Linked DNA regions of Mus musculus: region 2 is linked to region 1. Evidence: chromatin contacts called from ENCODE Hi-C or POLR2A ChIA-PET data. All regions are on one chromosome and are shown on one strand. The core of a region is the stretch at or near the end of the contact, and the rest is flanking DNA. Distances in the headings are between cores, read along the strand shown.

The links. Hi-C counts contacts between places; a loop is a spot of excess contacts on that map. ChIA-PET counts read pairs that join two places held with the same protein, here RNA polymerase II (POLR2A).
Region 2: a map of left cerebral cortex shows a loop between it and region 1 (2.0-fold over the local background). The contact joins two enhancer-like sites. A Hi-C loop is called at or near these places in 1 of 37 maps with a recorded cell type or tissue (left cerebral cortex). POLR2A ChIA-PET finds 5 or more read pairs at or near these places in 1 of 5 experiments (embryonic stem cell).

The regions. Positions count from the first base shown.
Region 1 is chr15:57,742,497-57,748,570 of GRCm38, reverse strand. All of the region lies in intron 1 of Zhx2 (zinc fingers and homeoboxes 2), which reads right to left. Among named protein-coding and RNA genes, the nearest start is that of Zhx2, 51 kb to the right of the region's middle. Within about 2 kb of position 2,947, at least 2 of the 3 ENCODE cell types and tissues checked have a DNase peak (open chromatin) inside an H3K27ac peak, as active enhancers do; they include left cerebral cortex, where a contact is called at or near this core.
Region 2 is chr15:57,845,633-57,851,757 of GRCm38, reverse strand. No RefSeq gene overlaps it. Among named protein-coding and RNA genes, the nearest start is that of Derl1, 44 kb to the left of the region's middle. Within about 2 kb of position 3,924, at least 2 of the 3 ENCODE cell types and tissues checked have a DNase peak (open chromatin) inside an H3K27ac peak, as active enhancers do; they include left cerebral cortex, where a contact is called at or near this core.

The DNA of each region.
Region 1 (6,074 bases), core at 1,698-4,197:
AAATGTCAGTTATGATGGCTACTTGGAAGAGATTCATGAGCGGTTCAGTAGCTCTGACCCTCTAGTGATCAAGAAGGGCTGCTTTGAGGGAGGTATTTTTTATTACTTATTTTTATTAGCCTATACTAATTACATATATATGTATATATGTATATATATATATATATATATGTATATGTATAATCCCCTCTCTACTTTCATACTTGTGTTCCGTGACCCAGTGGGATTCTTTAGAGTTGCTCGCAGAAGCTTGGGTGAGGGGTTACCCACAGGAACACAAGCACCTTACCAGTGTCTATACCACTGAAGAAAACGTCTCTCCATCCACTGAGACCCAGAGAGTGGTGAGACCTTGGGAGGCCATTTCTCTTAACGACCAATGACTGCCTATTATTCAAATTACGAATCCCATCTTTGAAACAGAACTGAATTCTGGAGGCAGAAGCCTACAGAGATAGCTGAGAGAAGGATGTCTCAGGTTGATAAAGACCTAGTGCACTCCAGGACTAGGGAAAACAGGCCTTGCTTACCCAGCCTCTGTCAAATCTCCGTTATTTTAAGAGATGAGACTGAAGACAAACACAGGGCCTGAGAATGAGACCTGAATGTCTTCCCACACACAGCCATGTCCGCAGATCCTTAATGAGGACAACTTAGTTAATTTGGGGTTGACGGTAAGAATATGGGATGGGGGCTGTGTTCCAGTTATAAAGAATAAAATAATTAAATTCGGTTCAGTGGAAAGAGCCGCTGAACTGGAAGGAATTTGCAGACCCATGGGGGAAGGCCAGCAGCAGCACAGGAAGAGGGGATTGATCGTGGCCACCTTTTCCAGGGACAGCTGAAGGGGAGTGGCTTCCTCCAGAGGCTGTTTCATAAAGGGAATTATCTCTGCAAGGTGGGGCTAGCTCAACAGACTGCTTCTGTCGCTTCTATCCCACAGGGACACAGAAGTGAGCACATGCAGGCAGGCGCTCTCATGGGCGTGTACACACACACACACCAAACACATACATATATGCACACACACATATACACACACACAAACACATATATATATATGCACACACAAATACACACACAAAGACACACACAGACACACAAAGACACACAGACACAGAAAGACACACACACAGACACACAAAGACACACACACACAGACACACAGACACAGACACAGACACACAGACACAGACACACACACACACACACACACACACACACACACACACACTGCTTCTCAAGGCCACACTGTGGCCACCACATCCTGAGCTTTCACTGAGTTATTTGTTCCTCAAAATGTGCAGAGGACAAATTTGAAGCATGCTCACAGAGAAGCCTTGTCTCAAAGGGTCGCCTGTGGCAGAGCGTTCATAGGTCCCTCAGTGAGGTGACCGTGTGAAGCTAAGCCCTCAAAGCTGTCTTCAGGGAACAAAGTTGGAGTTAGGAGGCAAAGGGATGTTTCTGAATAATTTGAGCTGAATAATTTGTTCAGTGTTTTGACATCCATCTCCCCCCCACATAGCTACTAGTGGGGACAATCCCACTTTTGTCCTTAGATGTGACAAGTGGGGTCACCTTCCGAGGGCAGAGGGTGGCTGGTACCAGAGCGAATAGTGTCAGGAATGGAGGTGCGCAAACATTCTGAGGACTGGTCCACCTTTAGAATAGAATGCGGCTCCTCTGAGGACAAGCATAGGGGCCATTTGCCGGGTGGGTACTAAGTTCTTTTCATTCTTTTTCAGAAGTCAGATGTGTAATATGTCCTGAGCCAAACACATGGCCACAGAGAAAATGGAGCTTTAAGACAAGGCCTCTGACCCTAACAACCAACAGAGGAGCCAAGACTCCCGTCTGAGAGCAACCTGGAGTTGAAAACCATGCACTTGCCTCCATGGTCTGGCTCTGAACTACAGAAACCCACTAGCATAAGGTAAGGAAGGGTGTAGGCTCAGAAAAGAAAGCATAAAATGGGGCCGGAAGCTCACCTCAAAGAATATCGGTGAGCATAGTGGATGCAGGGGATGTCTGAAACCCCAGGCAGGTAGGCTAGAGCAGACTCAGAAAGATCACAGGCTGCAAGTCCATTTTTGGGGCAGGCAAATACACAAGGGGAGAGGGTGTTCATTTTAAGGTGGAGTGGGGCACAGAAGGACCTAACCCTGTCCTATCCAGCATCCTTTTGAACCACAGATTCCTTTTGCAAGCGGCATCTGAGAATGCTGTGGAGTGTGAATAGCTTGGAATGGACCAGGCTACTGGTTATGGCTTTCGGCCTTGCTCTGCCTTCAGCTCTTCTCAAGAAACTACCCACACTGGCCGCAGCATCTAAATTCACATCCTTGGCCCTGCTCCTGTGCCCTGTGTGGCACAATTCTAATTTACTCCGCTGTCGGATTTTAAAAGCATCAACCTACATGCTCTTGTCTACCACAGCCTCTGACTTCAGGTGACACTCATTTTCCCACCCCTCTGAGGTGCTCTTAAGATCAAGTCACATGAATCAGTTGGGCCTTTGGGTGGAATGGAACTCTGAACCCTTGTGATCCGTGTTGACATTACTGTAAATTTTACTGGGTTCCATCTAGACAGAAGCCATCACAAGGCAAAGGTTATTTGAGGCCTACGTACAATATCAAAAAAAAAAAATCCACTTTCAAGCGTCAGCAGTGGAAAGATCCCTTAAGACTGGCACAAGAAAAAAGTTACCCAAAGGCCGTAACATTAGAAGGTAGGAGGACATCGGGGCTTTTGTTTGGTTTTGGTTCCAGGCCCAGCATTCTGAGAGGGGTTATTAATTACTCCCTGGCGACAGAAGGAACACAGGGCTTCTCAAAGCCGATGGAAGGAATCCTCACAGACAGAGTGAGAGGGGGCTGGGCTTGAGAGCCTCACCGAAGGCATTGATTGCACGCCAGGAGCAGGCCAGTGACCCGCATGCTCCAGAGAAGCCAGAGAATGGGGCGCACTCTTCCCTGAGGAAACAAGTGCCCACGTGCGGGTTCAGTGCTTACACGGCTGCTTCCTACAGAACTCCCAGGAATGTCTGACTCTCCTCTAAGGCTGCTCTTCTCAAGACTCCCACCACCTCCCAACTTGGCACCCAGAAGCCTCTGTGGCTCTCCTCCTTGCCAACGATATTCATCCAACCCACCGGAAGGACTGCTTCTCGCCTTCCGCCCAAATCCACTCAGGGCTCTCTCCATCAGCGTTGCTGTCATCTCTGGCATGCATGTCCACAGCAGCCCCCTGAAGGGTCGTCCCCTCCACACCCCTCACCTCATCTCCCCTTCTGTGGTTCCTCTTCAGCTATCCTCCCTGTTCCCCGCCCCCAGCTCCCTCCCCCATAATAGTCATCTCAAAATGGAGATCAGACACAACACTCTCTGAAACCTGTGAAGGCTCTCATTGAATATAGGACTCATCCCACAGTCCTATAAGGTCCAGCCCGAGGCTCCTATCTGTCTGTCTGTCTGTCTGTCTGTCTGTCTGTCTGTCTGTCTGTCTAGCTCAGAATCCTAGATGGGCAGAATAATCCCGCCCCTAGGCTGGCAGACTGAGAGCAGGACTAGACTGTGTAATTGGGCTTTTGTTGTTGTTGCTGTTGCTGCTCCGTTCAGGGAACTGGGACCTGGTCGTTAGAGAAGCAAGCACCCTACCATTGAATTTTTCTGCTCCGGCTTAAAATTGTACTTTTGTATTTTATCCCTCTCAATCACTCCAGGGTTCTTGTATTGTATTGCAATTTTCTCAGCTTTTCTCCGAGCAGGATACTATTGATGATTACCATGACAGTATCAACATTGTTGCAAAAGTTCTGGTTTGCGCTGCTTGGACCCCAGGCAATGTTTGTTCTTCCAGGGGAGTAGAAGTAAAAGCAGTTCTAGAACACAGCCCTCATAGGTTACTGGGGGCCTAATGAGATCCTTAAATTATCAGCCAGGTCATTCCCTCAAGGTAATAACAAAAGTATGCTCTTTAGTGTCCTCTCTGGTATCTTCAACAGCACCTGATAACTTACCCTCAGTCCTTGTATTGAGCACTTCTTGAGGTGAGAAAGTCAGAGCACAGAGAGATTAAGTGACTCACCCAAGGTCATAGTGCTGGTGAGACACTGTATTCTAATTGTCCTCTGTTTGCTGTGTTTATTTGTTGTTGTTGAGCCCAGGCTAACCTCAAACTCATTATATGACTGAGTTCCAGATGGTCCTACCTCAGCCTGAGTGCTCAGATTACAAAAGGGTGGCTGGCTGCAGGAGTGAGCTTTTTAATGCACCCCTTTGCATCTAGAGGCTCTTGGAGAAGGTGATATAGCCATGACTTTCAATGCCAATTTCAACGGCAACAATTCTATCAAGCTGCCTTCCAAGAAATGGGCACAACCCATCTAGGACCAATGTAAGCCTATGATTAAAACCAGAAAGATAATGAACACTCAGAAGCCACTGTGTAAAGGGCTCCCACTGGCTCAGAGGCTCGTGGCTGGAAAGGCATGTCCTTCTTCTTTCATGACTATTCCTTGCAGACAGCAGGGGAGAGAGAGAGAGAGAGAGAGAGAGAGAGAGAGAGAGAGAGAGAGAGAGGACAGAGGGAGAGAGAGAGATTGAGAAGAAGGAGGAGGAGGAGGAGGAGGAGGAGGAGGAAGAAGAAGAAGAAGAAGAAGAAGAAGAAGAAGAAGAAGAAGAAGAAGAAGAAGAAGAAGAAGAAGAAGAAGAAAGAAGGAGGAGGAGGAGAGGGAGGGAGGGAGGGAGGGGGGAGGGAGGGAGAGAGAGAGAGAGCGCTACAAAAGACATAGGCACTTTAGATGACGGAGGTTCCAGCCAGATGTGAAAACTGTAAGTAGCAATGTGTGAATGTGTGTGTGTGTGTGTGTGTGTGTGTGTGTGTGTGTGTGTGTGTGTGAGAGAGAGAGAGAGAGAGAGAGAGAGAGAGAATGTGTAAAGAGGATGTAATTTTCTCTCCCATTACTCTGGATCTTTACAAATCAATGCAGTTCCTCTTAATATGAATTCTCACAAATCAGGGAATGAGAAACTCCCCCATAAGATGCATGCCACTAGATTATGATCCAAACTCCTCCACATCAACTGGGCAAGTGTTTTCAGGTGCCAAGAACTCCTTTCCCAAGTCCCTTATAGGCAAACAGACCACCAGTCAGGCTGGAATGTCTCAAGGCCAGGGGGTTCCCTTGATCTGGCCACCATTGGCTTTCACATCTAAGCAGGTAGGCTGGGGATGTATTACCTACCCATCTTCCCGACAGTCCCTTGGACCAGGGATCCATTCATAGTGGCTTACATAGTGAGTTATCAATCAATGCTGTCCTACCATGGGGTCAAAGGCCACTACTGATTTTCGGTGAACCAATGGAAGGTTCTTCAAATCAGAAACATCACTCCACCCTGAGGACTTCTTTCTAAATCTTATTACAAGTCTCACGATAGAATATCCCTAACTTAGGCAAAGAGAGGTCTGGTAGACTATGAAAAACATCCCAGACTGTGTTTAGGAGATTCTTACTGCATCTGTGATGTGTATAATCTTGTGTGACTACTTATTCTCCTTGACCTTTGACTTGTGAATCTTTAAGTCCTGAGTAACAATGAGAACTGTTGATGATATAGTAGTAATAGGGTCTTGTAGATAGGGTCAGAGGTAAACAATAGTCATATTTGTAATTATTTCAGTACTTTTATTTGGTCTGTGTATGTTTGTGTGTGTTGTATATATGTGTCCACATGTATGTGTGCATATGTGCTTATCCACGTGTGTGCATATAGAGGCCACTGTTCAACATTTAGTATCTCCTATTTGCTCCCCATCTTGGTGTGTGTGTCTTTCCACAGTGTCAGAAATTATTAAATAACAGTAAATTCACAACATTTAGAGGCATCAGCGAGGGCAATTATCACGAAATCCACCTATCTTGGTACCCTGATCAAGCTAATGTAAGTTCTTTATTCTAACATTACTTAAGAACATTCACTCTGATAAATGCTTCACATGGCACACAGCAGACATATCTATATCTATATGGGTTGCAGAATGAATGCAAGTTAAGGCTATAGCAGAAT
Region 2 (6,125 bases), core at 2,675-5,174, 100 kb before region 1:
CACTTGAACTTAGGCTTGTGATTTGAATGTGGAGGGAGGGTTGTTTCTTACGAGTATCCTTTAGGCAGTGCTGGGGGATTGGGATTCGGGGCTTCAGGGACTAGTGTAAGTTCTTCTGCTGAGTTACACCCCAAACCTTTCCTTATTTTTTTTTTTTGAGCTCTGAAGACTGTTCTCTTTTCTTTCTTACATTTATAAAAGAAGCCACCCCAGTTTCTTGTAGCTGAGGTTGGGCAGATTTTACGAGGAGTCTTCTGTGGCTGAGCAACTTCAAGTGTCTTTGTGTCTACCAAAGACAACTTGGATGAATGGCTGTAAAGAGTATTTATTTAAGAATATCTTGGGTGTGGGGTGGATGGGTGTGTGGTTTGGAGCCATGGCACTCACTGCTCATGCAGAGGACCCAGATTCAATTCTCTTCACCTACACAATTGTAACTCCAGTTCCTGGGCATCGGATGCCTTTTGGCCTCTTTAGGTATTAAGCATACTCATGGTACACACAAACACTCCTACACATAAAATAACTCTATTTTTTTTTAAGATCGCAGAGCTAGAGGAGTGTGATGGTTAGTTTTTGTCAATTTGACTTAAAGCCAAATGTACCTGGGAAGAGGAACTCTCAATGCAGGAATTACCTTCATCAGATTGGCCTGTGGGCATTGATAAAGGAGGGTCCAGTCCACTGTGGGTGGTCCCATCCCTACACAGGTGAGCCTGGGCTGCTTAAGAAAGACAAGCCACAGGGAGCAAACCAGTGTGTAGGTTTCCTTTATCCACTCTGGCATGTCTATGTGTCTTCCTTGTTCAGCTCGTAATTAGGCAGTCATGTTGGTGAGTGTAGCTTCTGATATTACTAGGAAACACAATCTCCCAGCAAACTCCTGGACCCTCTGTCCCTTACGTTCTCTCCATCCCTTCTTCCGCAATGTTTCCTGAGTCTTTGGTGCAGGAGTGTTTATAGATATCCCACTGGGACTGTGCTCAACAACTCTGCATTTTGATAGGTTGTGGTTTTCTGTAGTGGTATCCATTTGTTGCAAAGAGAAGTTTCCCTGACTGGGGGTGAAGTGTCCACTCATCTTTGGGTGTAAGGACAAATGTTTACATTGTTGTTAGGGGTTATGCTGGCTTGGTAAATTAGTGGTTGTGAAGTCTCTTCTAAGAACTGTGACTTCTCTAGAGCTGAGTAATTAGGTAGGTTTCCAGTACCAGGTGTGTTTTCCCTCTTGTTGAGTGGGTATTAAGTCCAATTAGAGAGCCATTGATTACATCCAAAGCATGTGTGCTACTACTTATTCAAGCCCCTTTAAAAATTATATTGTGAATTAGCTTGTAAAGTAATAGGCTTCTTTATTGTTTCTTCATATATCCTTATGACCCCTCCGTTTTCTCCTATACCCCATCTTCCCCAGGCAATATGTTTTTGGTTCTTGTCTGCTTTGTGGCTGGCAGTAGCTACACATATGACTCTAGCAATGTGCCCTGACCTTTCTGTGTCTCTTTCTTGTTGGGTTCTGATAACACTGTTCCCTTTGTGCCTTGGTGATAATGACTCTTCTATTGCTTTATATATCTTCTGACACCTCTTGCATATTCTTTCAGCTCTGCCTATATCTGCCTCCAAAGTCCCTTTGATACAGTATCATCTATGATTAGAGTTCTTCTTGGGACTCTTTATTTAAAGATAGGATCTTGTGTAGTCAGACTGGTTTTTAGCTTTTTGGTACCAGGCTTACCTTGAACTCTTTATCTCCTTGCCTCCACTTTCCTGGTACTGGGATTACAGGCATGTACTTCTTGAGAGTCTGGAAAACCGAATACTACACCCATGCCTCATATTAGCATTTAAGTCACAATTTCATGATGTGTGAATATTAGCTTCCTACTCCACACCTAAGGAAACCATGGTTGGAGAGGCGAAGTGACCTGTCCCAATCACAGGGTGTGAACTACCCGGCTTCCAGAAGTATACTGAGTGCCTTGCTGCAGTGGCCGATTATCCACTCTTCTGATGACTTGCAACATCTCCTGGCCCATGCCCTTCCCTTTATTTAGGCAGAAGTGGCATCTAAACCTTTCCATTATTAGACAGGATAGTAGTCTCCATAAGCTCCAATTTTATGTCTATAAGATGTCAACATGTACCCATGGTCTCAGATCACCTGTCTTGGCAATAATGGATGTGTGGTTAGCAGAAACACAGTTTTCACGCTTGGCAGGGTCAGCTCAATCAGGCAGGAAGCAGCTGCCTCAGGAGCCTTTTTTTTCCTGTTCAGGGAAAGGGTGCGAGGAGGGAAGGAAAGGACAACAGGCTTCATAACACAGCCTGTCACTCAGGCAGGCTTGGTTGGCTTTGATCTCCACAGCCAAAGCTTTGTCCGAATTCATTCTGAGGAAATAATCAGATACGTGAGAAACGGAGAACGAACAAAGAAAGATTATGGCAGCAAAGAAATTGGAAAAAAATATGTAGATCTATTAGTAAGGATTGGTTGACTAACTGAAGGCTTGTTGTATAGTGATATCCTCCTGAAGGGAGGAAGGAGGGCAGTGTACTATCTTGTAGTTTTGAAACATTTTAAGCATTTAAATCCTGTGTATGTTACATATAATCCCATTCCATTCCCTCACTATGCAGTAGTAACAGAGAGTACATTTTCTTATGGAACTCCATCAATAAATACTTAGCAGATGTGATTAATAATAGTTCCCCAATGTCATCTACATTCAGATTTCTCTACTTGACTCCAAATGTTTCTTAAAATTCATCTGCTTATGCCAGACAAGACCATGCATCCCACCTTGTTGCTGTGTAATAAAAACCTAAAATTTATGTTCTATTCTCGGTGGGCTAATTTTACATGAATTTGCCAGATCTTTGTTTTATCTCCTTGTTAATCCCTCAGTCCTTTACTTCTCACTCCCTCTGTCCCTCCCTCCCCCTCTTCCTCTGTCCCTCCCTCCCATCTCTCTTTTCCTTCTCTCTCCCTGTCTCCCTCCCTCCTCCCTTCCCTCCTTTTCTCCCTTCCTCAATATTTACTAATAACCTTGTGATGCTTTAAGCTGGACATTGGGATGTAAGGATGAGTACAGTCAGATCATCTCCTCAGGGATGGCACAGGCTAGTGAATGAAAATAGGCCCTCAGATGACTAATTATAAAGTAGCCTGTGCGTGTACCGCCGGAAAGGAAGGTCGGCAGCTTCCTACACAGGAGGAGGACAGAAAGAAACCTCAGCTGAGAACTCAGACGGAATTAACAGTTACATAAAGTAGAGTTTTGTGGGTCATGGGGTAGATTTGAAATTCTTGTAGTCTCCTCATCTTTATGAATCAACAGGAAGTGATTCTTAATCTTTATACTTTAGTTGTTTAAAGTCGACTTCATAAGTTCTTTGAAAGGCTCTATCCCAGCCATATCCCCATTTCTGTCAGCTTTCCATGTCCAGAGACGTGTTTGTCAGACCCTCTTAGGGGAGTGCCTGGCCTGGGAGTGTGTGGGAGAATCCTGGGGGACACAGTGTCCAGAACACATCCACCACGTGCCAGCTGCTCTGAATGCGCATGTGCCCATGGGCTGCTTTCAGTGTGATAATCGGTTCCCAGCCGTGACAATCACTTGATGAGAGACTGGACTGTTGTGGTTAAAGGCTCAGCTTTTGGTTTCTGAGAAACCTGGCTTGAAAGCTTGGCTCTGACACTCATTAAATGTGTGGCTTTGGGAAGTTTCCTAAACCCAATCTTGAAGGACTCTGAAGTTCAGGCTTTAGTCCTTTAATGTGGAAAATTATGCAATTTCCCAATGTGGAGGATCAAAAATTTGAATGTTCCACGGACATCCTCCTTCCCAGAGTCCTAGCCATTCTTACATAATATGCAGCCACTCTGCCACACAAGGCAGTTGGAGGCACCCTGCCAAACATCCCTTGGAGTGCACATGGATTGAAAAACAAAATCCATCAGGGAGCAAGCAATTCTGCTAAGGCCATCTCAGCCTTTAGCTTGGTTCTGGTGATGGTGTCTGGAAGGTTCACCCATCTCCTCGGCATGGAGGTTGCATCCAGACATAGACCAGGGGCAGCTGTCTTTTTAGAGCAGCTGGTTAAATGAACTCCAACAAAGGTCCTCTGTTGTTTTTAACAGGCGCCACTGTGGCTGTCGCTTGGCAGAGGAGAGATACCTAATGGTATGTTCTGGGTTTAGATAAATATTCCTCAACAGTCCACACTCTTCCACCCTACGGTCTGCTCTTCTTTAATTCTACATTGGTAACATAAGAGATCAAATCTTTTGGGTTCAGATTCCGTCTTAGAAAACCTGACCTAAGGTTGAATTCAAGTAAACTAAAAGGCTGGTACCTAGCACCAATTTCTAGGTTACCACTCCCCCCAACAGGACTTGGGTCTCCAGGTTACCCACCCCCAACAAGACTTGCTTCTAGCATCAGTCTCCAGGTTATTCCCCCAACAGATCTGCACCCCCAGCCTAACAACCACCAATCAGGAGGAAAGCAGAAATTAAGTTTATGGTCTGGCTCCCAGCGCCAGCCAATTCTGCTAAAGGCCATAGTAGCCCCCACCCCCACCCCAATTAGATGCTTGCCAGACTAGAAACACTTACCTCTCTCACTTGCCGTTTTCTATAAAACTTTGTCTCGATGAGTGTTTGGGGTTTTTTCTCCACTATAAAGAACCATCCTGTGGGTCCTTGGTGAGTTAAGCCCAAGCCTTTATTCGAGGCTGTGAATAAAGACCCTTGTGTGATTGCATGAGATCAGCTCCTGGTTTGTCTTTGGGGGTTTACCAACACTTCCTGGTACTACAGTCACATGCTTCTCCAGAGCCCTCCAGGGGAGCTTGTCCAGAAGTACACTCAGCTCTCTACTGTCCCATGAAACTTCATCAAAAGCTTTGGTTGGGGTAGATGTAGAAATTTGGAATCTGGGGCCCCTTTTCATGGTGATAGCGCCGGCTCCTGGAACCATCAATTCTCATACTTGGACTGGCAGTTAAAAGGTCTAAACTCTTAGTTTTCAAAAGAGGAGGCAGAGGCTAAAGGAGGAAGAATGACCGACTTTCTCAGGCTCATGAGCCCCATTAGTGGTAAATCCAGGGCCAGAATTCTGGAACCTCTGACTCCTTGGGGCAGGTGGGTGGGCTTTGTCATAGCAAGCCCTTATGACAAACTCATTCTCTTCAATGCTTAGTCATGTTTCTATCTCTTCTAGGCCTCATAAGGGTTCCTCCAAGGTGGAAGGCAATACAAGCAAATGTGCAGACACATAGATCTGTAAAAAAATGGGTGACAAGGCATGCGCTAGGGCCAGGGGAGCCAGGGGTAAGGCTCCAGTTAGTTTTTAGCTTCATTTCTTATTTGCTGGAACGTGTTCATGGAACTCTGTTGAAAAATAATCACATGGTCCATCCTGGCATCGTAGGCTAAGCAAGTAAAACAGGACTGAAAGGGGATTTATTTTTTCTTGTCTTCCCAGGACACATTAGACAGGCTTCCATGTTTAGCCCAGGGCAACACATCTTAAATACTTTTTGTGTGTGCTCTTCACTGCCTAGTTTCTTCACACTCTGTTCTCTGAAGCTGTCCCTCCTTCAATGACTATAAACCCTAACAATGACTAACCCAGTTTGGACTGTTCATTGAGGTGAGAGATGTGCTGTTACTGGCTAGGTCTGAAGCATATGACCATCCATGGACAGAAGGGTCATGATCTGTGAGGTACCATGCCAACATTATATGTGATAGAGCAGGGCTCCAGAAGGCTTTGAATGGGCGTGGGTGTGTTAATAAAGGGGAGCAGCAATATTGGGGAGATGAAAACCTACAGGAGCCTCACAAGGGATGGAGAAGCAAGACAATGAATGCTCACATGATTAGAGTTAATTGTTGGTGCTGGTGATTGCCCATGACTTCAAAAGAATAGGGCATCCCGAGAGCTAGTTTGGATGTGTGTCATCCTTAAATCCAGTTTCTTCATCCTTCCATGTATACCTTTATTTGTTCCAGTGGTGTTTAGGTTGGGTTTTTAGGAATGGGTGAAATTTAGGCAAGGAATATGGAAGGTATGAGCATTTCAAAGGGAAACGTATCAGCCTAGGGACCATTTATC